Regions from separate parts of the Mus musculus genome. Here all the other regions are linked to region 1. The links are chromatin loops, found by intact Hi-C in ENCODE. Cell type or tissue: left cerebral cortex. All regions are shown on one strand. Each heading gives the region's core, and the rest is flanking DNA. Links, peaks and the distances in the headings are about the cores only. Region 1 holds the start of Jph1 (junctophilin 1). Region 2 has its middle 170 kb from the start of Gm46085. Region 3 has its middle 110 kb from the start of Ly96. Region 4 has its middle 110 kb from the start of Gm46085.

Region 1 (8,243 bases), core at 2,201-7,200:
TTTTTTTTTTCTTTTACTGCACAATATTGTTGAGAATAGCTTCTGGACCAAAATGAATTTTAGTCAAATTTGAACTACTGTGTGCCAAATTTAAGAATATGCTTCAAATTCTATAATCAACTATAAATCTAGTTTAGAAAACAATGGCTAGGACTGAGGATGTAGCTCTAGTGGTAGAGTGTGTTCTTGGCATTAATGAAGCCTTAGATTCCATCTCCACATGGTCCTGGCCCATAAACCTGGTCCTGGAAAGGTGGAGGCAGAATGCTTATAGTTCAGAGTCACACTTAGCTTAAAGCTAGCATGGGCTACAGTAACCCTGTCTCAAATACATAAATAGCCCAGTGGGTCTTCCTAGATATCTTCCATAGCTTTATAGTAGGTTTATCAGAATTTGTACAAAAGAATCTGGGCACCTGGACTTGAATTTCATGAATATGATGCATTTAGTTCTTAATATTTAGGGACTCTATTTCAGTGACACTTTACAAAGAAATCTCTAGTGAAATAAAGTGCGAGTTCTCACATGGAATTATTCCTTCCTTCCCTGCTGTCACTAAAAATATGTAGGAAGGGAGGCAGAATTAAGCTAACTCAGGAATAGAGAAGCTGCTATTCCTACTTGGACTAAAACCTCTGAATGAATTAATTGTATCTGTTTAGGCCATTGTTTTTAAATTATCGATTTTCTGATAAAAGGTGTTAACAGAAGGAAAACCAGTAAACTGACCAGCAAAGAGTAAGCATTCAAAAGTGACTTACATGTTTAACATTTTTTCTTGATTATAGCATACCAGGGTCTTGTTTGTTTGTTTGTTTGTTTTGTTTAAACTTTCAAAGTTGGTTTAAAACAGAAGGCAGATTATTCAGTTACTTGGAGATATATTTGGCCTTGTGCAAACAACAAAGACACATCGGCTTTTCTGTGCTCTCATGTTCTGATTACTAAGCATAACAAATACCCTAAAGTCACCAAGTTTCATTTAATGAGTTTTAACTTTTAAAGAAAGTCTATATTGTAATTAAACTACAATAAAATAAGTCTATCTTATAATCTTTAAAATAAGGGCTTTAAAATGATCATATTAAAAAAAAAACAACTAAATTTTTACGGTTGAACACAGTATTTTGTTATATCAGAGCTAAGGCTTCCAATAAAATCCAGAAACAATATTTGTAAGGCTGTCAACCAAGGCATATTGTGGTTCTGAAGAGTAAATGGCCCTGTTAAACTATCAAGGCACTCAGGGCTCAGCCCAAAGAAAAGTACTAAGATCTCCCCCCTCCCACCCCCCCCCCCCAATCCATGAGAACCATATCCTTATTTATACTGCAGGGCCAAATGGTATTAAAAAAAAAAAAAGCAAATCCTACCATTCTGCTGTTTTGCATTTGAAACACAGCCCAAGTGTTCTGAGCAAGTGAAGTGTACAAATTGTATAAGCTTTTATATAAGCAATAGCATAACGGAATTTCAGTGGGCTGGAGAAACTTTTAATTGGATCCCTTTAATATCCTCCAACTCTGAAGCAGCTTAATTTCAAAAGGTGACATCCTATAATCCTTTTCAATTAAATATGACTATGTTTATTATCAGAAAATAGTCTTTGCCCAAACATAGCCCTATTCATCTCTCCCAGCTTTGTCTTTAAAAAAATTAATCAACTTTTGACCCCTGTTTCACTAATGTATGCTTTCTTAGCGGAAAAAAAAAAAAATGAACCCGTTCCTATAACATACAGAAATTATAAGGCAAACATTGTTAAATCACAACCAGGCTTACTTTTTAGGCCACACCCCTAATGTATATCCAGGATATAGCATACTCTTTAACCTTTTTAAATATTTAATGGAAACTCCGTCCATTTTTCCTAAAGCATTTTCTCAAGATCTCCAGGTCAGCAAAGATTACAGTTCTTCTGATTCAAAAGTACTTTAAGGAGCCAAGTGAAAGTTAGGGAGAAAATTAGGAATGCCGCTTGCTTTGGGCAGTTGCTCTGCTGCCTGTAACTAGGACTCTAGAAAATACACCCTCAATAAGGTCCAATTCCCCAACATCCTACTTATGGGGTTCTGGCTTCTATCTTTAGGCTAACTGGAGGGCCAGAAGCGAAATACGAGACTCTACGTGAAACCAAACCGCGCGGCGGTCAGCACCGACCGGCAGCCACACAGCTCAAGACGTCCCTCTAACTCCTCCGGAGTGGCGATTTCAAACCCGGCCTGGAGAGGGAGGGATCAGGAATGTAATGTGACAGGCTCAAGTGACAGTGTCCTCTCTCCTGCCCAGCCCTCCCGGGGCAGCGCGGCTCTGGGCCCCGGCCAGGTACCTGCACGCCTAACTCCCGGGGTATGGACAGCCTACCCGCCCGGGGAGCCGCAGACACTTGCGACCCAGCCGCGAGACCAAGTGGTCTCCCTCGAAATGGGGAGGAGGGCGAGAGGGAGGGTAGACTCCCCAGATGTTTTGGCGGGTTTCCGGACACGTGCGTCTCGCGTCCTCCCCACGTCCCCGAAGCCAGGGAAGAGCCCACCGCGTCAGCCCTCGGAGACTCCCGAGATGCCGCTCACCTCCATCCCCGTAGGTCTCCACGCCGTACCCGTCCTGCAGCCCGTTACTCCAGGTCCCCTCGTAGCGGGCGGGGGTGCACAAGCTCTGCCGGACCCCGTAGCGCCCCTTGAAACCATGTGACCACTCCCCCCGGTACATCCACTTGCCCTTCGTCTCCACCCCCAGCCCGTGCCGCTTGCCCTGCGCCCAGTAGCCCTGGTAGGTGTTGCCGCTGGGCCAGGTGTAGACTCCAACCACCTCGAAGCCGTGCGACCAGGAGCCAGAGTACTCGCCCTGGCCCTTGGGCCCCGTGCAGATGCCATGCCCGTGCGCCTTGCCCTCCTCCCAGCCGCCGCAGTAGGTGCCGCCATCGTCGAAGTCGAACCTTCCGCCCGTCATTCGGGGGGCAGCCCCGGCGCGCTCCTCGTGGGGGCACAAACGTGGGCAGAGCTGGGCACCGCAGGGTGTAGCTCCGGGGTAGGGGCCCGTCGGGCGAGCTCACGACTGCGCCCCGGGCAGCTCGCACCGCCGATCGGCTCCAGTCCGACGCCGCCCCCGTCTTCCCCTCCTCTTTCGCCGTCGCCACCGCCGCCTCTCTCCCTCCTCCTTCGCCGCCGCCCCGGCCAGCGCCGCGCGCGAGAGGACAGCCCAGTCTCCAGAGCGGACTTTCAGCTGCTCCCACCCGCCCACGTGAGCCGGGCACCGCCCCGCGCCCGCCCCTAGTCCCCTCCCTGGGCGCGGAGGCCCGGCCCCATGACACGCCCGCCCGCACGCCCGCCCGCCGGGCCCTGCCCCCAGCCCGCGGAGCCGAGCTTCTCCTCCGGCTGCTTGGCGCGCGAGCTCTGGGCACGTGTGTGTCTGCGGAGTGGGCTGTGACTGGGAGGGCCAGTGTACTCTGAGACGTGAGACGGTCAAGCCTGCGGATAAAGGTGCGGCTGCCTGTGCTGGGGACCTGCTCTTTGCTGCTGGAACCTCCAGCTTTTCAATTGTGTTTAGTCTTCTACAAGTGAGGCCACCTGTGTGATAGAGTGACAACTCTTGTGTAGGTGGGTGGTGGTGGTGGTGGTGGTGGTGGTGGTGGTGGTGGTGGTGGTGGTGGTGGTGGTGGTGGTGTGTGTCTGCATAGGGTTTGTAGTTGCATTTTTTCCCCCAGCATTCCAACTTGAGCTCTGTTGGATTTGTCATGCGCAGCTGTCATCATGAATTAATATGCTCCAAATATATGTCTGCATGTGATAAATCTGTGGCAGCCTAGATATAATTGTGCAGAATGTTCTTTTACACCTACCCATTTCAGGGCACATGTGTTTGCATTTCTTTTCATGAAGATTCCAAGAGAGGCAATGCAGTTTGAAAGAGCATGGGCATGAGTTGTTTGGGTTTTATTTGTAGAAGTGATGGGCTTTGTAGCTGGCATTGCAGGAACACAGGGCATTGTCTTTTACATTCCAGCCTGTTCCCTCATCTGTTCTCAGCTTTAGAAATGCTACATCCTGGAGCTGTGCACCCAAACAGGCTTAGTCTGTATGTATTGCTTGAGTGCCTGGAATGCACACCTGGGACCTCTCCACTGTCGCCCACTGTTTAGAAAAGAAAACACAGTTTTCAAGGAGAAATATGGTAAGTAAAGCACTCTGCTAATGTAACAAAGAAGCCATGAACTTCTAAACACAGGACAGGTGTCAGCTGATGCACTCTCCTGCAGCAGCACTCACTGCCTTGTTGAACTCACTTCAGATACCTCCTCTAAACTTTATCTCCATTTTCTCAATGGAAATACCCTCCCCTTTCTGTGTTGGGGAAAGACTTGGTGTATTTCGATGGTAGTACCCGTAAAGTCAAGAATTGCTAACAGGATAGTTGAATCACATACTACAGCCTCTTTTAGGAGTGGCATTGATCTCTCCTTGCCTTCACAGTGCCAGTGGAGGAAGTCTTTTCCCCAGGTCACAAGCCAGGGTCTCAGAAGGACTCTCAGATTGTGCATTCCTGCTGTTCCCCAGGCTGAGAGGACAAAACAGGTGAGCACTTGGGCCTCTCACTAGGTGGCTGATAATCAGATAAAAACCCTAAAGGACAACTGTCAAAAGGAGAGCAAGAGAAAAGGATTCTTTCCTGAGCATAATTCCTTCTCTCAGAACTGGAGCTGTCCTTTCCTGCTTATCTGTGTAAATGACAGAAAGGAAAAACGAAGACAAAACAAAACCAACAGAAAACCCCCAAAACCCCAACTCTGTTTACACTGAGCCAAATCACCAAAAAGAATTAGAACCCCTCGCCCATGGCACTGCTTGTGAAGTGCCAGGAATAGTGCTTACCCTAGTGGCCTGAAGTAATCAGGCATCTTGCTCAGCATCCCTTTCTGCACTGGGGATTGATTTAGGCCACTGGGAAAATGAGGACCCAGGGCTTTGCAGCTGAGCCACAACTCTTTTTCTCAGTCACAGGAAACACTGGCATTGGGGGCTCACACAGCATCAAGTCCCACTTGTTCTGAGGGTTTGGTCCGATAGGAAAAGAAGAGCTGCTCAAACTGATATTTCTTTTCTTTGTCTTTCAAGTGGTGTTCTTCCCAGAGGCAGCACTTGTGCTTTGTCTTTTTGTTGGGTTTTGTTTTGGGACCTACTTCTAGTGTTAGGATCCCAGTGTTCTTTAAGAGTTTTTTTTTTTTTTTTTTTTCCCTTGAAGTATTTGTCTTCCTCCCCAATTCTCTAAAACTGAGGGCTTTCAAGGAGTACACTAGACATCACAATTTTCTGGCTTCTGCAAAAGCTACCTAGTCATTCATGGTACAGGGAAAGTAATGGTAAAGTCTGCATTTACCATCTGGGCGGGGTATGGAGGTTTGTGTAGGATAACACACAGCTCTTCTGCCTAACCTTCCTTAGAAAGAACCTTAAGTAAAATTGAGAACCGTGCAGTAAATACGAGCTGTTTAATTTCAACAAAACTTAATTCTAGCCTAACTGCGACTGACTCCTACGGGAGAAAGTTAGTAATGAACTTTTACTGGCTCCTGAACAGTTTTTCAACCAATGAAGAGCATGAGCCCATATTTCTATTTACCTCATGCTACCACAAAGAGATGCCTCCTCATCCCATAGCCGTGTATATAAACGTAAAGATTGAGGTTTGGTGGCCATGCTAGGAGAGCAGAGGGCAGAGCAAGAGGTGCAGAGCAAGTAGATCCTGGCAGTGGAATACTGTTGTAATTTCAGAGTCAGGGTTAGTAATGTCCTTATGTTCCCTCTCTCTCTGAACCTTTGCCCTGGATAAGGGGGAGTTGAATTTAGCTTTAAGACTGGATTAGTAAGAAGAGAATGTGAATGTTGGTGTGACAGGTGGAATGGGGGAGGTCAGTAAAGCCCAGGGGCCAACAATTAGCAGCTTCTTTTCCTTTGTACACAAAACCCAGCCATTACTAGTTTCTCTTCTAAAACATTTTTTATAATAAACAGTAAGCTGGTGCAGTGTATGTCCAGTTCATATGTTGGTAAGGATGTTTTGCTTACAATTTAATGATGTTATTTTTTAGTGATATGATTCTATTAGAATTACTGAGAGTTTTAATAAAAAGTTTATAGATGACAAAAAGGCTGAAGTATGAGTGTTTATTGTTTCAGGAACATGAATTAAGAGCATAAAGACATATATAGAATTAAAGTGAATCACATAATTCAAAATGAACATTATTAGCTTGATTTGTAAAGAAATCCAAATGATTCATTTGTGATAAGTGTTCATGAAATTTAAGTAAATTTTAAATTTAATTAATTTTGAAAAATTAGAGATCTAAGCTTTTTAGATAGCATGAAATCAGAAGAATACCAAAGTCAGTGTTCTTCAAATTGTTTGTTTAGTGTAATTACTGCACACCAGTAAGCTTTTTAAATCTCATTTTTCTGTACTACTGATTGAACCCAGGGCTTGGTGTATGCTAGGTAAGCACTCTACTTCTGAATATATCCCCAGCCCTTCTTTATTTTTTCTTTGAAGAAGGATATTGGTGAGTTGAGTGTCTTGGCCTGGATCATTAAATTCTCCTGCCTTACCATCCTCCCACAAGTGTGTGGATTATAGCTTTGTGCCAACAACGTGTCTTCAGTCTTTTAATACTGTTTTTATTGGAGAGTACTTTGAAAGACCTCAGGTGGAAGGAAACAACCTGGGTGTGAAGTAAGGAGGGGTGGTAGAGATGAGTTTTATTTCTTGTTTGGCTAAATGATTTATAATGCCACTGTGTAGAATTTGAAGAACAAATTATAGTTAATTAGAGGAGTTGGTTATGATTTACTCATGTTGGAGTGGAAGATCCCTAATTCATGCAAATACACCAAAACTGAGGTAGCTTAGGGGTAGTGTGCTTGCCTAAGATACATGAGGCTCTGGGTTTAGATCCCTGCACTGCAAACAAAACACAGAAATACACACCAGGACACAGTAGGCACTCGGTACTGAAAGTCAGTAAATAAATTTTTTTTTCTCATTTTCAATAGTGCTTCCTTTTGAGACTCAAATTATTCACTCATGCCTTCAGAGGCCTACTCTTGTCAGCATCTTTAGGTCACTGCCTTGTGTTCTAAAAGGAAAAGTAGCTATTCCACAACTCCTCATCTGTGTGCTGTCCCCTGCCATTGTCTTGTACAGTATCATCCTAGCATCTGAGTATCTCTTACGTTCTGCAGTATCATGACTTTCACTTCCTCAGACACAACATTAACCTAGGTATAGGCCAGTTCTGATAACTGGAACTGTTTTACTCAGTGACAACATTCCTTCATCTTTTCCACTGTCCCCTAAGAAACCAGGGGCTCTTATCAAAGGTTCCACTTCTTGAGTCCTGTCTACCTAGTAGCCTTTGTAATCATTTCCACCTCACTGCTGCTGGCATTCAGTTGCTTTTTCACAGTAGCTTCTTGTAAGCTTTGATTTTTCAAAAACTACTTTAATAAAGGTTCTTAAACACTTCCATCTCCCTTCTAGCCCATGAGGGAAGGATAGAAGAAGGTTTACAGGAAAAGAGGATCATGGGCCTGCTTAGTAGTAGTTAGTTCTTGGGGACATTGCCATTCATTGTCAGGATATCAACTGTCCAGCCCAAAACATCAAACACAAATCAGTAGCAACAGACCAGTCCAATGGCAAACATCAAACATGAATCAGTAGCAGCTTGATCCAGAAGAAACCTCGAGGCTCTGCCTAATCAGCAAGTCAGTGGACGTGGCAAGAAGCAGCTGGAATACCACGAGGAAGTTCCTTGACATGTTTCTCTCTATCAAGTCACAACAAGTGAAGATCAGTGAAGACCAGCAAAACGTTGAAAGGCGAACCAATGCAAGAGTGTCTCATTGTGGGATTATATTTATTTTCTTTCTAAAACATCATGTGCCCTCTGTGTCTGTTTCAGTAAAACATATGTCCTCTCACAAGACAGCCTCCAGAAAAACACCATGTGTCTGTTCTCAGCAAAACATCCCCTCACATGTCTGCTTCCACAAAATATCATCTCGTAAGACAGTTTCCAGAAAAACATCACATGATAAAACTAAGTTGTTAGAGAAACCAGAAAATTCCACTTTAGCCTCTGATACATTTGTCTGTGCATCTTCCATCCTGAGCCACCATTTTCTATCCCTTGTTCTTGGAAGCCCCTTGTGGACACTATCACACCATTTAATTATTGCTACCACAG
Region 2 (8,243 bases), core at 1,678-6,677, 170 kb before region 1:
TATTCTATCTTTATTTAGTGCATTTGTTGTTCTGATTATTATGTGTCAGTGGGAATTACTTTTCTGGTCCAGTCTATTTCGAGTATGTAGGCTTCTTGTATGTTCATGGGCATCTTTTTCTTTAGGCTTGGGAAGTTTCCTTCTATAATTTTGTTGAAGATATTTGCTGGCCCTTTAAATTGAAAAATCTTCATTCTCATCTACTCATATTATCTGTAGTTTTGGTCTTCTCATTGTGTCCTGGATTTTCTGGGTATTTTGAGTTAGGACCTTTTTGCATTTTGCATTTTGATTGTTGTGCCGATGTTCTCTATGGAATCTTCTGCATCTGAGATTCTCTCTTCCATCTCTTTTATTCTGTTGCTGATGCTCACATCTATGGTTCCTGCTTTATTTCCTAGGATTTCTATCTCCAGAGTTGTCTCTTTTTGGGTTTTCTTTATTCTTTCTACATCCCTTTGTAGATCTTAGATGGTTTTGTTCAATTCCATCACCTGTTTGGTTGTGTTTTCCTGTAATTCTTTTAGGGATTTTTCTGTTTCTTCTTTAAGGGCTTCTACTTGTTTAGCAGTGTTTTCCTGTAATTCTTTAAGAAATTTTTTTGTGCTTCCTCTTTAAGGCTTTCTACCTGTTTAGCCGTGTTCTCCTGTTTCTTTAAGTGAGTTATTAATTCCCTTCTTAAAATCCTCTACCAGCATCATGAGATATGATTTTAAATCTGAATCTTGCTTTTCGGGTGTGTTGGGGTATACAGGACTCGCTGAGGTGAGATTGCTAGGTTCTAATGATGGTGAGCGGTCTTGGTTTCTGTTAGTAAGATTCTTATGTTTGCCGTTCCTCATCTGGTAATCTCTAATGTTAATTGTTATAGCTGTCTCTGGCTGGACCTTGTTTCTCCTGTGATTCTGTTAGCCTCTGTCAGCACTCCTGAGAGTCCAACTCTCTCATGAGTCTCAATGGTCAGATTACTTTCTGCAGGCCACCTCTCCTCTGATGGGAAAGGAGCACAGATGTCTGGAGCTCAGATCTGCTTTCTGGCTGAAGATGAAGGCCTGAAATGGGGCCTGTCCCAGAAGCTGTGTTGCTTCTGCAGTCCACATGCTCTCCTGCACAGACTGGGCTCTCATGATTATATTTTCTTAATTGCTATAGGAAAATGTTATTCTAGAAAAAGTGAAATTGTAATGAAATCCAGAAGACAAAAAAATACTGTCACCAGAGATACTCTGAGGTGTCTTATTTTGGGCAAAGTCAAGGAACCAATATACATTTCTTCAGCTGCCAGAGATACTGCTTCTGGCCAAGAATGAATCCTTGCAGAGGTATCATTGAATGCCCTACCAAGGGGTACTCATCTCTAAGTAGAAATGCCTTTGATGTCTGGTTGAATAATGAAATTTGAAAGGTTCATTTACATAACTAATATTGATGGAGTCATGACATATTTTAAAGCTATCCTTCATGTCTTTTCATCTACAAAGCAAGCAGCCTGGGTTCTAAACGCTAAGAAGTAGCGGGAATAGTAGAGTGATACCTGTAGACTCCCACAGACTCCCAGGCACTCTCTGAAATGACTGAACTACTATTTTCTGCACTATAGGATCATCAAGAATAAGAGGAGGGTTTCTGTCTGTGCCCTGGAGCTGACCCTGTGCCACAGCACTCCATACCCAAATTCCACTGGAAAAGAGGTGGTCTCCGAGGAGTGCTAACACACAGGCTTACAGGAGGGACAAGCCACAGTCAGAGACAGCAAGACCAGCTGACAAGAGATAACAAGATGGCGAGAGGCAAGTGCAAGAACATAAGCAACAGAAACCAAGGCTGCTTAGCATCATCAGAACCCAGTTTTCCCACCACAGCAAGCCCCGGATACCCAACACACCAGAAAAGCAAGACTATGATTTAAAATCACATCTCATGATGATAATAGAGGATGTTAAGAAAGACAAAATATCTCCCTTAAAGAAATACAGGAGAACACAGGTAAACAGTTAGAAGCCCTTAAAGAAAAAACACAAAATTCCCTTAAAGAATTACAGGAAAACACAATCAAACGGGTGAAGGAATTGAACAAAACCATCCAGGATCTAAAAATGGAAATAGAAACAATAGAGAAATCACAAAGGGAGACAACTCTGGAGATAGAAAACCTAGGAAGGAGATCAGGAGTTATGGATGCAACCATCACCAACATAATATAAGCGATAGAAGAGGGAATCCCAGTTGCAGAAGATAGTATAAAAATCATTGACAGAACAGTCAAAGAAAATGCAAAATGCAAAAACTCCTAACCCCAAATCCAGGAAATCCAGGACATAATGAGAAGACCAAACCTAAGGATGATAGGTATAGGAGAGAGTGAAGATTCCCATCTTACAGGGCCAGTAAATCTCTTCAGCAAAACAATAGAAGAAAACTTCCCAGGCTGGTTAGATGGATCAGCAGGTAAGAGCACTAACTGCTCTTCTGAAGGTCCTGAGTTCAAATCCCAGCAAGCACATAGTGGCTCACAACCACCCATAATAAGATCTGATGCCCTCTTCTGGTGTGTCTGAAGACAGCTACAGTGTAGTTATTTATAGTAATAATTAAATATTTGGACCAGAGCGAGCAGGGACTGAGCAGAGCTGATTGGAGTGAGCAGGGACTACCAGAGAGAGCAGGGTCTATCGGAGCAAGCAGGGTAGACCTGATTGAGCAGAGGTCCTAAATTCCATTCCCAACAACCAGATGAAGGCTCACAACTTTCTCTATCTGTACAGCTACAGTGTGTACTCATATACTTAAAATAAATAAATAAATAAATAAATCTTTAAAAAATAGGAACATGAAAAGATAATGTAGTATCCTTTAAAAAAAAGGAAATTGAGCAGAGGTGTAAATTGATAGGGAACTTGGGGTAACAGCCAGAAAGTCCCAGATGCCAGGGAAGCAAGAGCCCCACAGTGATGACATTAGCTGAAATACCCCACAAAGGTGAGGGAGAACCATATCCAGAGGTTAGGTGTGGCCCTCTATTTAAAGAATGGGGCCACCCATCCATCTCCAAAATTTTAACCCAGAATTCCTCCTGTCTAAAGTAAATATAGGGACAAAGAGTAGAACAGAGACTGAAGGAAAGGCCATCCAGACACTGCCTCATCTGGGTATCCATCCCACATGCAGACCCAGACACTGTTGCTAATAAGATCCGGATACAGTTATCTTCTGAGAGGCTCTGCCAGATCCTGATCAATACAGATGAAGATGCTTTCAGCCAACCATCGGACTGAGCAAAGGGACCCCAATGAAGGAATTAAGGAAAGGACTGAAGGAACTAATGGACCCTTACCTGGCATCAATGGGAGTGGAGGCCCTTGGTCCTGTGAAGGCTTGATGTCCCAGTACAGAGGAATGCTAGGGTGGTGAGGCAGGAGTGCGTAGGTGGGTAGGGGAGCAACCTCATAGAAGCAGGTAATGGGGGCATGGGATAGGGGGTTTGCAGAGGGGAAACCAGGAAAAAGGAAAACATTTGAAATGTAAACAAATAAAGTATCCAATTTAAAAAATATACAAATGTTAGTGTCTATGTTATGAATTGTGTAAAATTTTATATCTATATTGTTTACTCAATTTTGTCAAAGCACTATAAATAAAAAAAAAAGGAGAGGAGGCATGGCAGAAGATGTTCTAAATTATTAGCTTAATATGGACACATTTAAAAGTGATATGGAGAGATGGCTCAGCGGTTAAGAGCACTGACTGTTCTTCCATAGGTCCTGAGTTCAATTCTCAGGAACCACATGGTGGCTCACAACCATGTGTAATGGGATCTGTTGCCCTCTTGTGGTGTGTCTGAAGACAGCTACAGTGTACTCACATACATGAAATAAATAAATAAATCTTTTTTTTTTTTTTTTTAAAGTAGCTATTTAAAAAAAATGAAAATGATCTGGAGCTTTTAATTGTATGAAGGGATTCACGGACTTACATATGTCAGTGCCTGGTGTCACAGTCCTACATTTCACCATACTGAAAGGCCACCTGTTTCCTTCCATGTGACTGCCCCAAGTGTCTGGCTGCCTAGAAGAGATAGCTGCCTTGATATCTGCTCCTCTAGTCACATCTACCCCTTAGGACTTAGCATACATGACTTTTGTCTCTTACTTCCCCCTTTTCTGTCCCTTGGTGAGAAAAAGGAGTTCCCTAATTTTTTGCCTTTGTCTTCTTCAGGCTGTAGTGACTTCTGTCCCTACTCTGTGGGCTATTCCTGAAACCTTCAGCTTTAACTGAGAGCTGCATTACCATGAACCCCTTTAAGTTCAGAAAATTCAGTGTTCTAGAGAACATTTTCAAGGAAGAAATGGCAGTTAGTGTTTTTGAACAGTTAGCTTTGTTGATTTAAATCTTTTCAAGAGAATTAAATGATTGATTATACATGATAATGAGAGATATACAAGATTCATTCCCATATGCTATTATTTTACTGATACCACTATTTAATTTTGATATTGCACAGGATGTGCCAACAACCATTTTATAAGTGAGTTGTGATTTTGCTTGGATGACCCTTTCAATGGTAAAACTCATTAGCCACAATAGTACCTGGCAGTTTAACTATCCCAAGATTTCTGAATACAATGGTTTCTCTACCTAGACAATCATGAATAAATTACAAATGCAACATGGCACCACCCTGAAGGAATTCTAGCTTCATACTGTTGTGAAAGTTGACCAAGATGGCTTCAGAATATACTAAGTTTATAGAGTACATAAAAAAATAACACATTTATTCAGCATCATGATAACACTACTACATTTAGTAATCAACAGCATAGATGAAAGGGTCTAGAATAAACCCTTTGTTGGAATTCTTTAACTTACCACCAAATGGAAACTAATATAGCCTGTCATACAATTCACAAATACAGCCCTGGAGGTGTTTTGTTCATACACATGAATACATGTCTTCTTTATAGCAGCTAGGCTCTGCCACAGTGGTGCATGGCTGAGTTCACAAACCTGTTTCAACCTGTAGCTCTGCTGTCACTCTCTGGCTCTCTTCTTTTGCTAAGCTTTGTTTCCTGGCAGTAATTAGAACCTCCTGCCACCATTACAGGGCAGCTAGAGCTGGAACTATCATAGCCACCTTAGTTTAGCAAAGTACTGGCTTCCACCTCAGTAAGGGCCGATAGCTCCTGTCTTCAAAGATTCTTCCCTTCATTGGTCCAAACACTGCAGACTTTGTGCTATAATTGTCAAATTGTGATTACTTCTATCATTACTAGATCCATTATAGTCATCCCTTCTGCTGACAGACATATGCACCACAACCATGGATGCCACCAAAGCCACCATGACAAGTGAACTTTCCTCCTTGACCAAAGTTGTCATTGCCACAAAAAAACAAAAAACAAACAAACATATTGGTGATGTTTTTCAGTGTCTTCTTTAAGACAACCAATAAAGATAATTTTCACAGTTAAGAGGTCACCTAGACTCTGAGAATCTTCTCTTTGGTTCCACAACTTCCCATCCACCTTGTGTATCTTACATTCACAGATACTTCCTCTGCAGTGGCATACTAGACTCTCCCCGCCCCTCAGTGCTTGGTTCTATATGCTCAAAATGGCTCTTCAGTTGCTCATTAGTTGTTTCAAACTCAGCCTTTCTTCAAGAGCATCAGCAGCTGTCCTGGCTTCTTGGAAGACTGATTTAGACATTGTGGCTGTAGATAAGAGCCTTCAGAGATACTTCTGCAGCCAAACTGAGAGGCAGAGAGCATTACCTTAGATTTTAATTCTGGCTTATTCAAAGATTTGCTTGGTCAGCACAATTTTAGGGCACTTCTTCCTAGTTCTTGTCTTGATTTCTTAGCTTTTTGTTCCTCATAGGATTCTGGGGACCTGCTGCTGATCTGGGGAGAGTTAAGTATTTTGTTGAATAGCTATTCATCTTTAACTAGGTGCTATTTAGTTCCTCAGCTTGACTCCATAATTTATGGTTCTTAAGATAGCTATCTGCTTTTCTTCAAAAACAAAACAAGCAATGACCCATACTTTTCTTGATTACTTACTCGAAGCCACATACTATACTGTATGCTAATACATAAAAAGAAATACAAATGACTTGCTGGACTGGCTTACTGCTTATGGATCATGAAAAATAATACTCAAATAATTACAATAGAATAGCACATGAACATTTGGTAAAGTCTAGGGCATGAGTATGCACATTTATTCTTATCACTCAGGTGTGCAGGAGGCTGAGATAGGAGTTTTGTAAGCCTGGGCTATATAGCAAGACCCTGTCTCAAAGACCAACCAAATGAAGCTATTACTCCATACAATATAATTTTTTTTATTCTTGAGTTTTGCTGGAGATTTTTAAGTGCTGAACAGAACTTCTCCTATTTTTATATTCTTTGATGGTCTTGGAATAACACATGTACATATGCTCAGCCAATCTAATGCTCTTGTCTATAGTTCTATAGTCTAGATTGAAGGAAGAATCTAAATAAAGGCTATTGAGAAATATTTTAGAGACTGTGCCATCAGTACTGAGTCTAGAAAGTATATGGTGTGTGGTGTGAGTGTAGTGTGCACACACACATTTCGTTTGAAATCAAGAAACTTGATATAAGTGTTAGTAAGCAAGAGCCAACAGATCCCTAAGGAGAGGGAGAAAATTCCAGGCTGGGGGCAGAACAGTGAAAATTCTATTAGAATTACCCACAGGATTCTGACAACCCTGGTCATAAAGTGGGTTACTGCCATGGTCACCTATGAGCAATTGTGCACTGAGGAGTAGGGAGGAGAATGTCTGTCTGAGGTTTTGCTGTAGTGCCTGGCAGTAAAAAGATTTAATTAGGAGAAAACTATGTACTCAGAAGTGTGGTTGCTTGCATATTTCATAATCAGACAGAGACCCTTTTTATGTGTGAGGGTAATATGAGAAGAGGAGTGTGGCAATTTCAGAGCACTAAAGGACTATGATAAATGAATACACTCAGTGATTAGACAATAGTGAGTTTGATTCTTTTTGGGAATCATATGGGCCAAGAACATGGACCATAATTTATGAATTCTGTTCAGGTATGATACATTTTTAGCCATCCTTCCTGCATACTAGAACTTAGTTCACAATAAGTCAGAGAAGAAACCATGGTAAATGTTTCTCTGGAGGGTCTGATCTGTGGGTAGAACATGGAGAGGCAGACTCAGCTACGTGTTTGAAGGCTCTTCAGCTCTGTTTCTATGTTAATCCAGTTCCCCTTGGTCTTAGCTCTGCCACGTGAACCACTTTATTGCTACCTGTTTCAGTCTTTAAACCTGTGAAGAGGGTAAAACCAGAAAGAAGAAGCTGCCATGACCAAGGATTATGGACTTTGGTTCCCTTAGACCATTTGTTTCTGGAAAGTAGATGAGAAAACAAGTTCTGTTGGGTTGCTTCCCAACTGAGGAATCTAAATTTTATTCAGACAATTTGTTGACATCTCTTTTGGAATCAGTGTACTTTCAACAGCTGAGAATCAGACTAATTTTTGGTTTGATAAATCTGAAGGGAACATAAAAGGAGCTGGCTTCAATAGCAGCTCGCATCAAATTAATGTGCTAAAATACTTTTAAGGAGGAGGAACTTAAGGACCTAGGAAGCCTTATCATGTTTAAAGCTAATTGTGTCCTTTCCATCTGCTGCAGAAAGGAATAAAGGACCCCCCTTTTGAGAAATAATCTAGGACTGGAGCCCTAGATCATTCAAAAGCTTTCAGAGCCAGAGGGATAATGAACAATCTGTCATTGAAATTGGATCTTTGATTTCAAAGTCAGGTCAAGATGTGGGGTTTGAAGAGGTTCCATAGGGACCTTTAATCTCAGCAAGCAAAGTGTGCATGCTTGGGCATGTTCTGTGCAAGGTAGCTGTTGCTTTTTTTTGGCCAGATTGCTGAGGAAGAGAAGCACTATCTGACATTTAATATCTTCTCAGTGTGCTTGTGTCCCCAGCAGCACTGTCGTGAAAATGCTTAGGAGGTTTGTTTTATGGATGAGCAAAATAAAGCAAGAGAGATTAAGAAACATGTCCAACAAAGTGGATGAATTGGTGGAATTAGAGGGCAGCGCTGTTGAGTAAAAAAACACATTCTGTATGTTCTTACTAACATGTGGATGATAAAGATGTTGAGAAAAAAGAAGAGAGAATAGAATTGGAGTCGTGGAAAGCTGAGGTATGGAGATCAGCTATCAAAACAACATTTTATGGAA
Region 3 (8,243 bases), core at 2,223-7,222, 300 kb before region 1:
TTCTGTTGTTATCATTGTTATTTGCGGTGTTGCGGATTCATCCCAGGGCCTCTCCAATGCTAGCCAACCTCTCTATTCTGAGCTACATCTGCTGTTCTCTTTTTATTTACATAGTTTTAAAGATAAAATCTCACTATGTTGCCTGGTCTGGCCTTGAACTCATGCTGTAGCTCAGTCAGGCCTTAGACTTGTGGTCAGCTTGCTTCAATTTCCCAAGAAGCTGGAATAGCAGACCTGTGTTACTAGTGCACGTGTGCGCACACACACGTGTGCATATATATACATGTAAATATACATATTGTACATATATATTTATATATACATTTATACATACATATACTTGTGGTAAAACTTATGGTAGATAAAAAATATTTTTAGTTATATTCATCTGTGTGTATCTCTGTGTGTATGTGTAACTGTACTTTTGGCTACTTTATTAGGTTCTTCTCCCTACTATTCTTGTCTACCCTTATCCTTCCAAGAGATGGTTTCACATCCAATACTAGGTAGGAGAGAAGGTTAAAGGGGAAAGGGCTATGCTATTATTAGACTACTTCCTGCTGATTAGAAGTGTCGTGTTCCTTGGGGTAAGTCTATTCTTTGTCGTCAGGATATTTTCAACTAGCGACCAGCAATAGAAGTGAGAACAGCAGCAGGGAGGAATAGCAGCTAACTCTCTCGGGACTCTGGCATTTTTATACCCAGAAGAGTCCCCAGAATTCCAAAAGTAAACTACTTTCAGCTGGCAAAATCACCCCCCTGCCAGAGCACGAGACAAATCAGTTAGCTGCTGTGGACAATCTGACCCAGCCCCACACCTGAGATTGAAACAAAAATCTATTCACTTAACATTACTGGGTTTTAAAAAAACAAAAATTTCACTACCTATAAACATTTGAACATTTAGCCATTGAGGACAGAAGAAGGTATCAAGTCTCCTAGAGTTGGAATTACAGATGGTTGTAAACCTGACATGAGTGCTGAGAACCAAATTCTAGTTCTCTAAAAGTAATCTTAACTGCTGAGCCATAGCTAATCCTCAGATTTATGGTACATTTATCATCAGCCAGCCAGACCCAGTTTAGATTTTCCTCATTTTGTTGACAACATCCAAAGCATCATCATCAGGAGCAGATGGACCACACATCTTCTCTCCCTTTGCCTGACCAGGGCATTGGCCTAGGCTGCATCAGGCCTCAGCTGGTTTGAGTCAGTGCTGACTTGACATTCACAGGCATCACAGATATGCTGTCCTATATATTTGGAGTGACAGACATAGTGGTTGGAGGAGCTTGATGGTGGTATAGTGGCTAAGGTGTTTTTTCTGCAGTTGCTTATCTGAAAATTGGAACCTTTTGCTTGGGCTGCAGTGTTGTGGACCACCAGAAGAAGGGAGACATGTTAGTATTTCTCAGAATTCTAGGCATAAGGCCTGACTCCAGGGGGCTTTCTCAACACATCAGGTATGACTGTTTACCACAGAAATTAAGTGGAAGGGCGGGAGGTATCATAGGAATTTAATACACCAGGAGGGTTGCATGGCTCAGGCTTGTCTTCAGGACTGTGACATAAACTGTAGATTAATTAATTAATTAATTAAACAATATTCATTAACAATGGGCATGGTAGTGCATTCCTGTGAGCCTAGCAACTTGGAGGATGAGGTGGATGTTAGCTGTGAATTCAGAGCAGCACACAGGCTATCATGTGTGGCGGTGATCCTTGTGCAATTAAAAAAGTAATTAAAATTTTTATTTTATTTTATTTTATTTATTTGTGTACTACCAGCTTGTCTTAGACCTACTAGCCACACAAGTAATGACATAGATACCTATTAATTTTGAATGCTTGTCTGTAGCTTAGGCTTTTTCTCAATTGACTCTTATACTTAAAATTTTACCATTTAGACTAATCTGCATTCTGCATTCTGATTAACTCCTGAGTATGGGCAACTGCTTCTTCCTTCATGTCTGGTGGCAAATCACCTGCCTTTGACTCTTTCCCAGAGTTCCTAACTCTGCATGGAAGTCTCACTTGTCCTTTCCTTCTTTGTTATAGGCTGTTCAGCTCTCTATTGACCAATAAAATGGTGATGGAGACTATGATTACAGAACTCTGAGACAAGTGATGCTTCATAAAAATAACAATACCAAAGCTAGGTAGGTAGTTAGATCTCTGTCAGTACAGAAATCAGCATTTGAATAATACAATCTTTACACAGAACACAGAAAAAATCACCCGACATTTATGTGTGTGTTTGTGTGTGACACACAAAGACTGTCAGTTCCCCTGAAGCTGAAAGTTTCAGGCAGTTGAGAGCTGCACAATGTGGGTGCTGGGAACCACATTCAGGCCATCTAGAAGAGTAGCAAGCATTCTTAACCCATGGATCATCTCTCCAGTACTGAACTCTAGACTTTATAGGGGGGGGACAAGAAGTACAGTCAAGGAGTCTTGTCAAACAGTGATCTGGTTGGTCGTGATCTCAATTCTGGCCACATGGTTTTATCAGTGCCAAAAATTGTTGCTACTTGGCGGTTAGAGGGGCATCTCCTTCTGATACCCACAGTTAAGGGCCATAATCACTTGACAGGGTGTTACCTACTGCCCCTTGATCCTATCAGATGGTTACTCCTGATTAGGAGAACAGTATCGTTTTGGAGAGACCTGTTTAGAAGACTGGTCAGCTCCTGGAAGAGGTAATGACAGTGGACTTCTCGGTGCCACCTGTAGGAGTGCAGAACAGGATGTAAAAGCTGGTAGTTGATAACATCTTAGTTACTCTAATCTTGGTGTCTTCAACCATGAAGGTAGATAGTATATTGGCAGCTTCAAATGACTCTCCTTTAAATGGTTGACAGTAGGATATGGGCCTATCCTTGGGCTTTGAGAGTGAGTCAGGAATCTCATGTGAATTTATAAGGCTATACATACAAGCAGATGAATACTAAATGAAGGTAGAATGTCAAGCTTATTCCTCATTTTAGTTACCAAGAAGGCATCTATAGGCCCAAATGAAGAGTTAGTACTTTTAGCAGGATTTTTAGCAGAAATAGCCTTTAAGTCTCTTTTGTAGACTGTGTGTGTGTGTGTTTGTACACATGTGCACACGCGCGCATGCATGTAAAGGCCAGAAGTTGGGGGTCTTCTGTGGTTGCTTTCTGTCTCAGTCACTGTTTGATTTCTGTAAGGAGACACAGTAACTGTTAAATATGAAAGTGCTGCACAGACACCACCACTCACACATGCAATTGGCAAGAGTGTTTTTATTTTGTGAAAGCAAGAACCCTGCATGCAGCGGTTAGACACTTACAAAAGTGGTGAAGACAAAAGCATGCAGGTCTTTTTATAGGGAGCAGGAGGATTTTAGCTAGGGTTAGGTAATCTAAAACTTTATTGGTGGAAGCCAGAGATGTTACATGGGTCAGTTTACATGGCTTGTGTCCAGGTGGTCAATGAACAGCATTCCTGTGTCATGGGTGTTTAATCACAGGATGAAATACCTAAACCATATAAGGCTGTCCAGCACAGATGGGTCATCCTGAGATAAGATAGTTTACCATTCTTGTGGTTATCTTCAGGCTTTTTTCTTTTTTTCTTTTCTTTTTTTTTTTTGGGTGGGGGATTTTATGGTCTTGTCCCTAGAATTTATGGTCTGTTTCTGGAGCTGGAACTGGGGGGGTTGGGAGTGGCATTTATGGTCAGTTCCTGGAATGGATGATTTTCCTTTTGAAGTCAGGCCTGGTCCTAAAATGAAGTTTATGACATCATGTTAGTAACACTGACAAACCTTATAAAAGAAAGCATTTAATTGGAGCTGGCTTACATTTTCAAAAGTTTAGTCCATTATCATCATGGTGGGGATGACTGCACAAAGGTAGACATGGTGTTGGAGAAGTAGCTGAGAGTTCTACATCTGGATCTATAGGCAGTATGAAAGAGAAAGCCACTGGGCCTGACTTGGGCTTTTGAAACTTCAAAGCCCACATCTTCCCCCAATCCCCTAGTGGCACACTTTCTCTAACTAGGCCACACCTTCTTCAACAGGGCTACAACTCCTAATCACTTTCAAGTAGTATACTCCCTGATGAGCAAACAATCGAATATATGAGCCTATGGGGGCCATTCTTTTTCAAACTACCACAGTCTCCTCTATTATTCTTTTCTGAGACAATCTCTCACTGAATTTGGAACTCACCAACTGGTTAGACTGGTGGCCAGTGAGCTAGTGACCTGGACATTCTTTATTACAAGTATGTATCCTAATGGCTTGCAGTAGGCCATTCAGAATGGGCACTGCTCAGGGAATCCCCAAGTCCTTCCCACTCCATGGATTTTGCGCTTGAGGATCCATTTGCTTTTTTAGTGCTGGGATCAAACACATTCTCTACTTTGGGGGCTATGCCCTGTCTAGATGTCACGAGTCTTGGTGTGGTCTAGACAGGGCTGCTTTACAAACTCATGGGTGCTAAGGTGAACTGTTGTCTAGAAGGTCCTCAATTGTATTACTGCTGCCCCTGGGGCAGGGGCTGGGGTGGGGGTGAGGGTGAGGGAGGGGGTTGGGTTGCATTTGGCCTGGATACTTTCCATTCCACAGAGATGTGAAAAAGGAGGCTTCCTGAGTTAAATGTCTAACCCCAAAGTCCTCATTCTTTGGATGTTGCTATTATTCGTTGCCTGCAAGGAGGTATTGATTGCTTTATGTAGACGTAGGCAGAGCTTAGTATTTGAAATATTAGGTGGCCTCAGCTTCCTCTCTGTGTGCCTGTTCTTGTTCCTCTGAAAACATCTCCTTCTACTTCTAGTTTTGGTTCTGGTCTTCCTTCTCTTCTTCATTTGAATCTTTGTTTTCGAGAACAAATTCAGGCTGTGCATGGTGGTGCATGCCTACAGTCTCAGCACTTAGGCTATGGTAGGATGATTGTCAATTTGAAGCCAGCCTGGGCTACATAGCAAGCCCCAGGCAGCTCGAGGTATAAGACCCTCTCTTAGGACAGACAGACAGACAAGCTCCTCATTAGACACAAAAAATAACAAACAAAAGGGAATACAAAATTCAAATGAACCTTTAGTAAAACTCTTCTACGTCAGGCTTTTCCTCGGATTCCCGAAGACACCGCACCACACTGGTTCGTAGCTTACTGTGTTAGGTGGAGTAGCCGCACCACACTGGTTCGTAGCTTACTGTGTTAGGTGGAGTAGCCGCACCACACTGGTTCGTAGCTTACTGTGTTAGGTGGAGTAGGACTGAAACTGTTACTTAACTGCAACTTCCTGATTTTTCTGACTGTCCACTCCATCTGGCCAGTACTGCACACACAGGGCACTTTGGTCAGGAGCCAGCAGAGGGCAGCAGAGGTTCCTTGTTTCAGCTCTGCTTTTTGCTTTGTGCCAGCACTCCTGAGCATCCCCTTTCCTGGCTCAGCCCCCCTCTATTATTTCTCCATTAATATTTAAGGTCAAATCTCAGAACATCTCCCCCGCTCTTACTGGTGTGGAACCTGCCTGGCTATTTAAAATGGAAGCTAATCTAGAGGAGTTAGTTTTGAAACTAAAGGGTTATTAAATCTGAAGATTTCCTACCATGATGGGAATAGCATAGTTCACGTGCTCCATTCCTTAAATGACGGTGATGGGATAGCTGCTGAGACTTGTTAGGGTGGTTGCGCATCTTGAAGACTGAACATCCTTTGTCATCTCAGGGGACTCTCACTCACACTCAGGGGATATCTAACTTCAAAGTGTCAAACCAGTTCCAGCTACATCATATTTATAGGGCCAAGAACAAGAGGAATACCCTTTACTGCCAAATTATTAAGAGTTTAAAACTAGTAACTTTTTTTATTAGATATTTTCTTTATTTACATTTCAAATGTTATCCTGCAACTTCCCTATACCTTCCCCCTGCCCTGCTCCCCTACCCACTTCTTGGCCCTGGCGTTCCCCTGTACTGGTGCATATAAAGTTTGCAAGACCAAGGGGCCTTTCTTCCCAATGATGGCCGACTAGGCCATCTTCTGCTACAGATGCAGCTAGAGACATGAGCTCTGGGGGTACTGGTTAGTTCATATTGTTGTTTCACCTATAGGGTTGCAGACCCCTTCAGCTCCTTGGGTACTTTCTCTAGCTCCTCCACTGGGGGCCCTGTGTTCCATCCTATAGGTGACTGTGAGCGTCCACTTCTGTACTTGCCAGGCACTGGCATAGCCTCACTCAAGACAGCTATATCAGGGTCCTTTCAGCAAAATCTTGCTGGTATATGCAATAGTGTCTGGGTTTGGTGGCTGATTATGGGATGGATCCCCGGGTAGGGTAGTCTCTGGATGGTCCATCCTTTTGTCTTAGCTCCAAACTTTGTCTCTGTAACTCCTTCCATGGGTGTTTTGTTCCCTATTCTAAGGAGGAATGAAGTATCCACACTTTGGTCTTCCTTCTTCTTGATTTTCTTATGTTTTGAAAATTGTATCTAACCAGTAACTGATAGCATCAAACTAAGTACAGGATGCTTCTGAGCTTGTGAAGCCAGCCCTGTCCCAAATTTCATGGGATAGGCTCTTCTTTTTCCTAGACTATGGATTTAATACAAGGGCTTCCCATATCAGGAACCAGGATCCCAAAGAGTGAGAAGACACTTGATAGAAGTGAGATTTTATCTGACAGATGGGTGGTACGTGCTGTTTTAGGCTCTGGCAATTACAGAGAAAACAGAATGAAGTCCCTGCTTTTCATGGGGCTTGCACTCCATTCAGTAGGACAACATGCATGGACGCGAACTCCTGCTTACAGCGTGCCTGCCCGATGGTGGCAAGTGATCTTGAGGAAGGGGAACAAAGCAGGGAGGATAAGGATATGGTTCCAATGTGGGACAGAGAGGCTTGAGATTTTGCTCGAGGTTGTTAGGAAAGGCCACATGGATAAAATAGGAGAAAAGGGAGTGAGGGGTTTGAGGGGTGATCATCAAGGCGGAGTTGGTGGCCAGTACAAAGGTCCTGTGGTTTCTGTTTGAAGGTGGTGTGGTTGGCAGGAGGGATCTGGAGCTGAGAGGATGGATGAGGAGAGGGAGGCCAGATCCTAAAAATGAGGACGTTGGCTTTGGCCCCAGATGAGAATTTATAACAGAAGAAGGCCCAGATCTCACGTTAAGTAAAGAGCTGCTTCTGGTGACCAGAGGCTTGGAGACATCACATCAAGAGCAGATTTGTTGGAAGGGCTCAGGCAAGCATACACGGCTTTGACCAAACTGTTCCTGGTAGAGGCAACGAGACAGATTCTAGAAAAGCTGCACGCCTCAGAGGGCAGGTTCTGGGTCACTCTAGTCTCTCTATAATTGTATTGTGAAACTCGTTCTCCAGTATATGGAGGTACTAATTAGTATACATTTAATGAATCACCAGTCATCAAGTGAATGAATATACATAACAATAGGCTTTTGTATAATAGCTTTCTTTTTTTTTCAATTTTTATTAGATATTTTCTTCATCTACATTCCAAATGCTATCCCAAAAATCTCCTATACCCTCCCCCTACCCTGCTCCCCTACCCACACACTCCCACTTCTTGGCCTTGGTGTTCCCCTATACTGGGGCATATAAAGTTTGCAAGACCAAGGGGCCTCTCTTCCCAATGATGGCCAACTAGGCCATCTTCTGCTACATATGCAGCTAGAGACACGAGCTCTGGGGGTACTGGTTAGTTCATATTGTTATTCCACCTATAGGGTTGCAGATCCCTTCAGCTCCTTGGGTACTTTCTCTAGTTCCTCCATTGGGGGCCCTGTGTTCCATCCAGTAGATGACTGTGAGCATCCACTTTCTTAAGACACTAGGTGAGCAGGGTGCCATGCCTGCAAGCTTTGGAGGCAGAGCTGCAAGGTTCTGGTTCAAGAGTTTCACACCGAAGATGAACCCCAGGAGATGAAGCAGAAGACATGTAAGGATGTGGTCTCCTCCATTTCGAACTTCCTCATCTCCGAGGCCTTGCTGTGAGTCACTCCATATATCTTAGGGACAGCACAGCATATGAGGATTGAGAGTCACATGGATATATGACATGAAGAATGTGGTGACAGTTTCTCCTCCTGTCTGCAGATGAATTGGTCTAGAAAACGGAAAGACTCAATAAATGGATGTAAAAACTCTACTTGTTAAGAACAAGTTGGGCTTTGAAAAGTGATCTCCATAGCTCAAATATAAAACAATTATGGAAGTGCAAAACAATGTCTTGAGGTGTTAGGCCCATGATAT
Region 4 (8,243 bases), core at 1,630-6,629, 110 kb before region 1:
CTTGAATAGTCTCAGTCTTCTTAGATCTGTGCCTACTTTCTTCCTTTGTCTTCCTCGTGCTTTTGATGGAACCCAGGGCCTTGCACTGGTGCTTACTTTTGATGTGTACAAAAATGTCATTTATACATTTATTTTTTTCATGGGTGTGATTATTTACTGTAGTTTTTTAAAGTTTGTATTTATGGTATACCATATGATGATTTTTGAGAATTTTTAAATGGGAAAATGGTTACTAAAATGAAACAAATTCATATATGCATGAACCAAAACATAGTGAGACAAGTTTAAACAGGCCATCCCAAGGGAGGAAACATAAAGAACTTGTAGCTAAAAGGATGGAGGTGATGCAGAACCAGAAGGTCAGCTCTCAAGAATGAGTATTCCTCTGGGCTTTATTTTTTGTAGTTTGAAATATGTGAGAACAGTTAGTCTTCAGTCCAATTTATGAATATGAAATGGCTAACTGTAAGGCTGTGTCTCTCCACTGGAAGTGCTGTCATAGGATGGAGTGCAGCAGTCCGAGCCTGTGACCACACAAACTTGAAATGGGGTTGGTCTGGTCTGCAGGGATCTCTCACGGGCTGAGCAGCCTCTTGAACTCAGGGACCCCAGGGAGTACTCTCATGTAAAAGGGAAAGGACACAGACTGACAGTTCCTGAGGGCTACCAGGCTGGCTTGTGGCTGAGAATACTGCTCTCAAGTTTCCTGTGAGCAGGAGGACTGACCAAGGTCTGTTATGTGTTATACTCTTGCAGAGTCCCCAGGGCCAGTTGAAAAGGCAGGGCTCTGCAAGGGGATAACACCCAATGGCAGAGTAACTATTCTTTAGGCACCAAGCACTGTGTATCAAAAAGTCAGATGTTGGGGACCAATTTCCAGTTTCTTCTAACTTCATGGGTGGCAAAGAAACCAGTGCACATCTTTGAATAAAAAGCTGGCTAAGAGTACAGTTTTTGAAAACTTTAACTTTGGACTCTGGTGACTTCTGGTACCAGCATGATTGGAACAGATAAGAAAGACTCCAGTTTAGGTGTGTCGGAGATCCCCCAACTAACAAGCTAAGTTAGCATAGGATAAATGGACATGAAAAAGAGGGGCTCATGGGTGATATGTAGAGGAACCAATGGTTTCTGCTTGGAGGTTTAGTGGCTGATAATGCTGTTAATTTGGGAAGCCAGCTCTTACAAACTCTATGAGACAGGCTTCAAAAACAGAATTTGGTTACAAATTCTAGTTGAGTTACTTGCCATTTTGTAGGCAAAGCACTCTATGCTGTCTTGACTGTTTTTAATTAGTAAAATCTGGAATGAAAATGGCTAATTCATGTTAGTTATTGCCATGAATAAGGCAGTCAATCATTCATAGAGCATTTGTGGTAGGCCAGCCAGTAGTTGGGAACTGGTAACGACTACATAGGGTGTAATTCCTACCATTTGTGGGGTTGTAAAAGGAGCTGGGCCTGCAGAGGATGGGGCATTTCAAGTTAGGCTTGGGAGGAGGGCTCAGGGTGGAGTTAGGTTGGTGTGGTGTCAATTCAGGGTCTTCTGTGTTTTAGAAGAATAGCTCTTTGAAGCACAGATAGGAGTTAGGCTGTAAACAGTTTCAAACTTTTTCACATAGGTACAAACGACAAACATGAATATGACTGATAGACCTTGTTTTTCCCTTTTATTTTAACAATAGCTACTATCTTGAAAAGAGGGGATTAGACTGCAATGACACATTTACTTAGCATGAAGAATTCAACACTGGTATCCAGGCTTTCCCCAACTTTTTGCTTCCCGAGTATTTGGGGGTTTTGGTCTTATACTTGTTGCCTCTGTTGCTTCTTGGTTGCAAGATCATGGTCATAGCATAATGTATCACATCTACATTCAAGATGGAAGAGGGCAAAGGAAAAGGAGAGGAAGCATAAGGAGAGTGAATCTGAAGGATATGAGAATGGTCTAGCACCATTGGCTTCTCTGATAGCCACTTTTCTTTCATCCAAGAAACAAAATGTTTTCCAGAAGATCCAACTGAGCTGACCAGAATCAGATCACATGATCCTGGCCCTCACATTAAGTGTGGGAAGTCAATTTATCTGGTAAGAATACCAGGATTATCCAGTGATGGTTCCCTACCACACAGAGATATTCCAGCAATTGAAATTCTATCAACCTTCCAGTGGTAGCCTCTGTAGATCAGTGGACTTCAAAAACACGAAGAGAGTGGCTATTTTCTAGGGGAAAAGAACTGAAAGGTCATTAAGGAAGAGGAAATTAAGACACTTTTGGTTTCCCATGGCCTGAAGGAGCTCTGATTCTCCTTTTTTCAACTTCTTCCTCTATCATTAGGTAAGTTAGGAAATTTCTCCAAGTAGATGACAATTGAAAAATACTGGTGTTGGTACCTTTAGCAGGAAGCTCAAATGCAAGGGAAGCTAAGAGTCCAGGAAGGAGACCATCACCCAGTCCACCTGGAGCAGGAAGGGGCATGTTCATGGAGATTAGCAGATGGTTCTTTGATGTCCATGCTCCTCCTTATTAAGAAAAATTTTCTAGAACCTTTACAATTCAGTAGAAGTTAAACAGCAATAGCTATCCATAGAAGTTTGATTTCCAAATTTCTTGTTATAAAATGAATTTAAAAAATCATGCGTTTGTGATTTGTGATGTCAGCTTCAGGGATTTAAAAATAGGTTATTATAATAATTGCAAATATATCTATAGTATATAGATTTTTCTTTCCTTAAGAAAAGCAGAAATGGGCTGGTGAGATGGCTCAGCAGGTAAGAGCACCCGACTGCTCTTCCAAAGGTCCTGAGTTCAAATCCCAGCAACCACATGGTGGCTCACAACCATCCATAACAAGATCTGACTCCCTCTTCTGGTGTGTCTGAAGACAGCTACAGTGTACTTACACATAATCAATAAATAAATCTTAAAAAAAAAGAAAAGCAGAAAGTCTGGATATGGTGGCGTATGCTTTTAATCACTGCACTTCAGATACAGAGGAGTCAATGCAGACCTCTGTGTGTTTGAGTGCAGCTTGGTCTACACAGTGAGTTCTAGGACAGCCAGGACTACAAAGTAAGACCCTGCCTTAAACAAATAAACTAACAACCAACAAAACAAAATACAGAAGGAAACACAATGAAAATAATCTCAAAAACTACAGTGGAGACACTGGAGACAGACGGTGGTGACAGCTAGGAACAACATGAAAATACCAAGAGACTTGCTTACAGGAACAGGAAGACTGCTTTGTAACAAGCAGAACAAATAAAGCACTTAAAAAATACATGTTCCCATGCTAGATTCACTACACGTCAGGATCCTGTGCACAGTGTTCTTGTATATCCAATGACATTCCATCTAGTTGGCATGTCTCACAGCCAGTTCAGATCCATGTCTAAAGCTGACTTCAGTGTCTTCGGTTCACTGGAGGTCACTTGCTCGTCCCCTCCTTCTCTTGTAGTTAAGGGCACCAGAAAGTCCAGCTGCTCAGGCCAGGGATGCCGTTCTTGTGAATCTTTCTTTTCCTTACTCTCCACACCAGATCACTCAACACAATGATTGAATTCCCTCCACTTTAGTCGGCCCATTTCTCTTCACCCCATAGTTGCCAGTGCGAAATAAATAAGGAACCAGGATCTGTTACCTCTGAAATAAACTTCTAGTATTCATTATGCTGTCTAACCAGCTTAAGTGTAATGTCTTATCAGAGTGCTGAGAAACCATTGGTGCAGCCATGGTGGATGGTCTGCTGGCCTTATTAGATATAGGAACAAGTTGCTTACCAAACCAATTGCACAAAATTACTCAGCCACAACTTTGAGAAGTGGGAGCAAATGGCATCTCAACAGTTCTTTTGTAAATCTCAAGATATCTTTCTCTCCCATAAGTCAACACCCTTTCTCCATGTAGCATAGAGGCACTGACAATGAAAACCAGAACTAGACAGTAGGATCCTCAAAGTATGTTATGGAAAAATTGCTACTTTGCAGGAGCTTGAGGATCCAAGGGCAGAATTGTTTTATGCATTAATCAGCTAGTTAATGCTATATATGTGTGGCATTGTCTCAGACAATAGGGCATAAGATATAAAGTCTCTGCCTGTTTCTCTTAGAAATGCAGTTTTGGGTAGAGATAGAAAACCAGACAATTTCTAAACAGAGTTGAGGACCAACAGGGTACAGGGTTCTCTGAGGAAGGGATTCTCTACAGCAGTGGAGAACTATGATAAGGAAAGCTGCCTGGCACGGTTTAGTAGAGATGTGAGTTCCAAGTCTAGCCCTCTTCAGAGCCTTTTCTTTTTCCGCTAAGGATATAATCAATATGGCGTGCACTAGATTTTAATAATATCATGTGAATTTCTGTAGTCACTACTCAGAATGAGTATCTTTTCATGTTTATTTACCCCATTCTTTTCTGCACATGGCCCATACAACAAACTGTGGAAAAACTCAGGCCCGAAAGAAAAGACTCTGATGCAGCCTGTCTTTGCTCCGTGAAAAACTGTCTTCTCAAGTCCTACACACATCTTTGGGAAAAAATAAGGTGCAGGATGTTTTCTCAAACGCAGACTTGCTTCCTGTCGGTGTCTGCCTGGCCGTGGGGCTTCCTTTTCTAGGCCAGTGGTCACTGGGGGAGGTCAGGAGGATGTGATGGAATTTGTACATGCAAACCCCATAGTTGTCATGAATGATGTTTTGTTTCCCTTAAAAAGCAGTCAAAAGCAAGGGAGAAAATCTATACAGATGGATAGAGGGAGTTGTGTGTAGGCTAAGGAATGTGAGAACTCTCTGGTAAAAGCAACAGATCTGAGTGTACAGATCTTAGAAGGATGAGGTACAACATCTTATCTGGTTTGACAGAAATGTCCATAGAAAACTACTATATGTGTTTGAGAACGACTTATTCATGTACCAATGGAATATGCATCACTGTCCACCTCAGATATTAATATCATGTTTCATCAACACCAAAGACTCAACCTCCCTGATTAGCCTGGCAGTCAAAGGGGGCTCTAGCTATGCCTGGTATTTTAACCACTTAGTGGCCAGAGAACAGAATTCAAGCTGCCTGAAACAGAGAATAGAGTGCATCCAGGATGTGAAACTTGGGTACGTTGCTGTGAGTCTTGGGTTTGCAACTTGGCAGCTGTGTATTCTAAAGCAGTCCTGTCTATCTTCTGAGCCGTGGTGTTCTTTTATGGAAGCAGGAGAAAATTATTAGCTCATTAAGTTACTGTAAGCATTTAACACTATGTTGCTATATATGTCTGCTTTTTAGTCTTTTCTCTTATTGTATCATTCATGCAGCTATACTTGTGCACCCCTTTGGGTTGTGGCACCTTTATCAAACCTCCATCTCTAAAAATATTTACATTAACATCCATAACACTATCAAAACTACAGTTATGAAGCAGCACCAGAAATACTTTTTTTGGTTGGGAGGTCACCACAACATAAGGAACTGCATTAAAAGGTCACAGCATAGGGAAGGTTGAGGACCACTGTGCATCCACATCTCCGAGGGGACTGTTAGAAATGAGAAATTCTAAGCCAGGGTTTGCAGTTGGCTAATGGCAGGCACTCTGAAGGTTGAGGTAGGAGGATCACACATTCAAGCCTGCCCTGACTATAGGACAAGTTCAGGGCCAGGTGAGCTATATATTGATGTCTGTCTCAAAATAGAGGGCTGCAAGACAGCTCACAGTAGCACACTTGCCAAGCATGTGTTAGATCCTGGGTTCAATCTCTAGTATCAAACAAAATAAAACAAAAACAAGAGGAAAAATATTAAAGTTCTTGGACTTGCTCTTTAGAAACTATGCCAGAAAAGTATGCAAGGAAGTATTTCTACCTCCAAGCATTATTAAAGTTTGAAAATCACTTGAGAGTGTGTTTTCACACTTGTATTCAATGTAATATGGTGGAAGAAAAAAAACTGTCGGTGTTTTAATGATATAAAAGTTATTTAAAGTTTCAGTAGATTTTTCTTCTGCTGGTTTCTTTAAAATAATGAAACAAGTTCAAAGCAGAATTTGTTTCCTGTTAGTTCGCAAAGACAAGCCCAGGAGTGTGGCTAACACTGGGCTGAAGATAACCTCTCTGATACTCTACACTGAGCAGTAGTATATATGGCTTTTAACCATTTTCTTGATGGTAGAGGTTATAAATGAATGGTTGCTATGCTCCACATCATTAGATGATCTAACATCATCTTTTGTCTATGCTATTTCTGATTAAATAGATTCTAATTTTTATTTAAAGCCACCACCATTTGCCTGTGTTCACAACAATTATGTCTAAAAACTAGGCTTGTTAATATTTGCTGAATATCAATGGTAATGCTGAGGCCCCATGCACCAGCTCATTCCCATAATCAAGCCTCACCAGTAGGCAGAGCTTTACCGAGATCTTTCATCATTTACCTTGGCTATATCATTTTATTGTTCAGTTTGTGCAACAGGCATTAATGAGTAGGTGCACTCAGTCTGAGAAGTCTTCAGCATTGCTGAACACTCCTAAGCCTCTCATGTGAGATGCATCAACAGCACAAACGCACCTTCTGAGCCATTGCTTTGCATTTTGTGTGCCACTAGCCTTTGCAAAGAAACACATTGATTTGTACACACATATTCCATACACAGAAGACATCCCTTCAGGCAGGAATTGAATAATTGAATTAAATGAATACTTGATGGCAAAGTAAAAATTACTAAAACAAAAAAGGTATTTGTTAAAATGAGTCCATATACATACATACATACTTATTTTCCCTTTGTTGCAAGGAGTAAACTGAAATTTTGATTAAGAACAAACAAACAATAACAACAACAAAAACCAAACCCATTCAGGTTCTAATTCCATAGACACCAAAGTAATTCTTGGGTCCAATGACTGGCCCAGCTTGGGATCCATCTCATGGCGGGGGGGTTGGGGGTACCAAGGTCTGACACTACTTTGCTGTGATGTGCTTACAGATGGGAGCCCAGCATGGCTGTCCTCTGAGAGGCCCTACCAGCAACTGACTGAGACAGAAGCAGATACTTACACCCAACCATTGGACTGAAGCCTGAGACCCCTCTGGTTGAATTAGGGGAAGGATTGAAGAAGCTGAAAAGGAGAGCGACCCTATAGGAGACAAGCAGACTCAACTATCCCAGGCCCCAGGGAGCTTCCAAAGAAGCTCCCTGACTGAGCCAGCAGCCTGGAGAATACATGGACGGGTCTGAAGTCCCTGGTACATATGTAGCAGAGCTCTACCTGGTCTGGCCTTAGAGGGAAAACATGTGCTTAATCCTCGAGACTTGAGGACGCAGGGGAAAGCGAGGCCTGGTGGGGTCGGGGAGCACCCTCTTGTAGGCAAGGGGGATAAGGAACTGTGAGGGGGGGTCTCTGTGGGGGGGGGCAACAACTGGAATGTAAATTTAAAAAAGTCTTGTAAGAGACACAGCTTGATGGGAACAGAAGAAGCTGGTATACTATGGGAAGGCTTGAAGAAAAATAAATACTTGGCATCTGAGAAAAAAGGAGGCCAACAAGTCTGAACTCATGACCTGTCTCTCCTTCCCTCTTTTTCATGTGGTGTGTGTGTGCGCGCGTGCGAGGCTACAGGTCATAATGAAGTTGCTTCTACTTTCTCCTCATTCATTTATTTATTTATTTATTTATTTATTTATTTATTTATTTTTAAAGACAAGCTCCTTAACTTAACCCAGAACTCTGCATTTTGGCTAGACTGAATGGCCAGAGGGTCTCTAGGACTCTCCTGTCTGTCCCCATTCCCAGACATAAGTCTCCAGGCTTAGCTTTTGTGTGGGTACTGGGGATTCAAACTTAGGTCTTTAGGTTTTTGTGGCACTTTACCCACTGAGTAATCTCCTTTACCCAACTTCTTACACCTCTCTATTTGAAGTAATAGTCTCATTTATCTGACCTATTTGTCAAACTGCATTGCATGCAACTGGCCTGGGAGACACATAAGGTACTATGGTTAGGAACAATGCAGAACTGAGGTTTTTCAGGTTTGCAGTGAGCACACAGCAGGGGTATAATGTCTGAAAAGTAGGGAGGTGTATCAAGAAGGTTGGAGTACCTCCTTGGTAACATGTATTCTTTAGGTCATCAATACAAAAATAGATGTATTGTTAATAGTTTGGACAAAGCAATATACTATGTTATGCTAGGATAGTCAGCTTATTTTTAAAGAAAACAATGGGCAAGTTTACCACAAAATAGGGGAAGATTACA

What was found. A loop is a pair of places that touch in the nucleus more often than their neighbours do. Peaks named below come from ENCODE experiments on the same cell type or tissue, not always from the same donor. Only the 100,000 strongest peaks of a DNase experiment are listed, where the experiment ranks them.
Region 2: a loop joins it to region 1, with 2.2 times the contacts of the local background. A loop is called at or near these places in 5 of 42 quality-filtered maps.
Region 3: it touches region 1 in a loop (2.3-fold over the local background); 3 of 42 quality-filtered maps call a loop at or near these places.
Region 4: it touches region 1 in a loop (3-fold over the local background); 6 of 42 quality-filtered maps call a loop at or near these places.

The regions. Positions count from the first base shown.
Region 1 is chr1:17,094,655-17,102,897 of GRCm38, forward strand. It overlaps Jph1 (junctophilin 1), which reads right to left and starts at 3,235. Exons shown (of 5, transcript NM_020604.2): 1 at 2,572-3,235. The coding sequence starts at 2,950. It overlaps Gm46085 (a long non-coding RNA gene), which reads left to right and starts at 3,179. Exons shown (of 3, transcript XR_001778833.2): 1 at 3,179-3,597; 2 at 4,027-4,171; 3 at 4,471-6,139. It overlaps Gm31982 (a long non-coding RNA gene), which reads right to left. Exons shown (of 4, transcript XR_865203.2): 4 at 3,919-4,131. In left cerebral cortex, for the core only: a CTCF peak has its summit at 4,853; DNase peaks (open chromatin) are centred at 2,256, 3,286 and 3,812; H3K4me3 peaks cover 1,380 bases; H3K27ac peaks cover 1,674 bases.
Region 2 is chr1:16,922,897-16,931,139 of GRCm38, forward strand. No RefSeq gene overlaps it. Among named protein-coding and RNA genes, the nearest start is that of Gm46085, 170 kb to the right of the region's middle. In left cerebral cortex, for the core only: a CTCF peak has its summit at 3,817 (motif pointing left); a DNase peak (open chromatin) is centred at 6,538.
Region 3 is chr1:16,793,173-16,801,415 of GRCm38, forward strand. No RefSeq gene overlaps it. Among named protein-coding and RNA genes, the nearest start is that of Ly96, 110 kb to the left of the region's middle. In left cerebral cortex, for the core only: a CTCF peak has its summit at 5,345 (motif pointing right); a DNase peak (open chromatin) is centred at 5,341.
Region 4 is chr1:16,983,027-16,991,269 of GRCm38, forward strand. It overlaps a transcript of Jph1 not described here. Among named protein-coding and RNA genes, the nearest start is that of Gm46085, 110 kb to the right of the region's middle. In left cerebral cortex, for the core only: no CTCF peak of the experiment used is centred there; a DNase peak (open chromatin) is centred at 4,712; H3K27ac peaks cover 1,551 bases.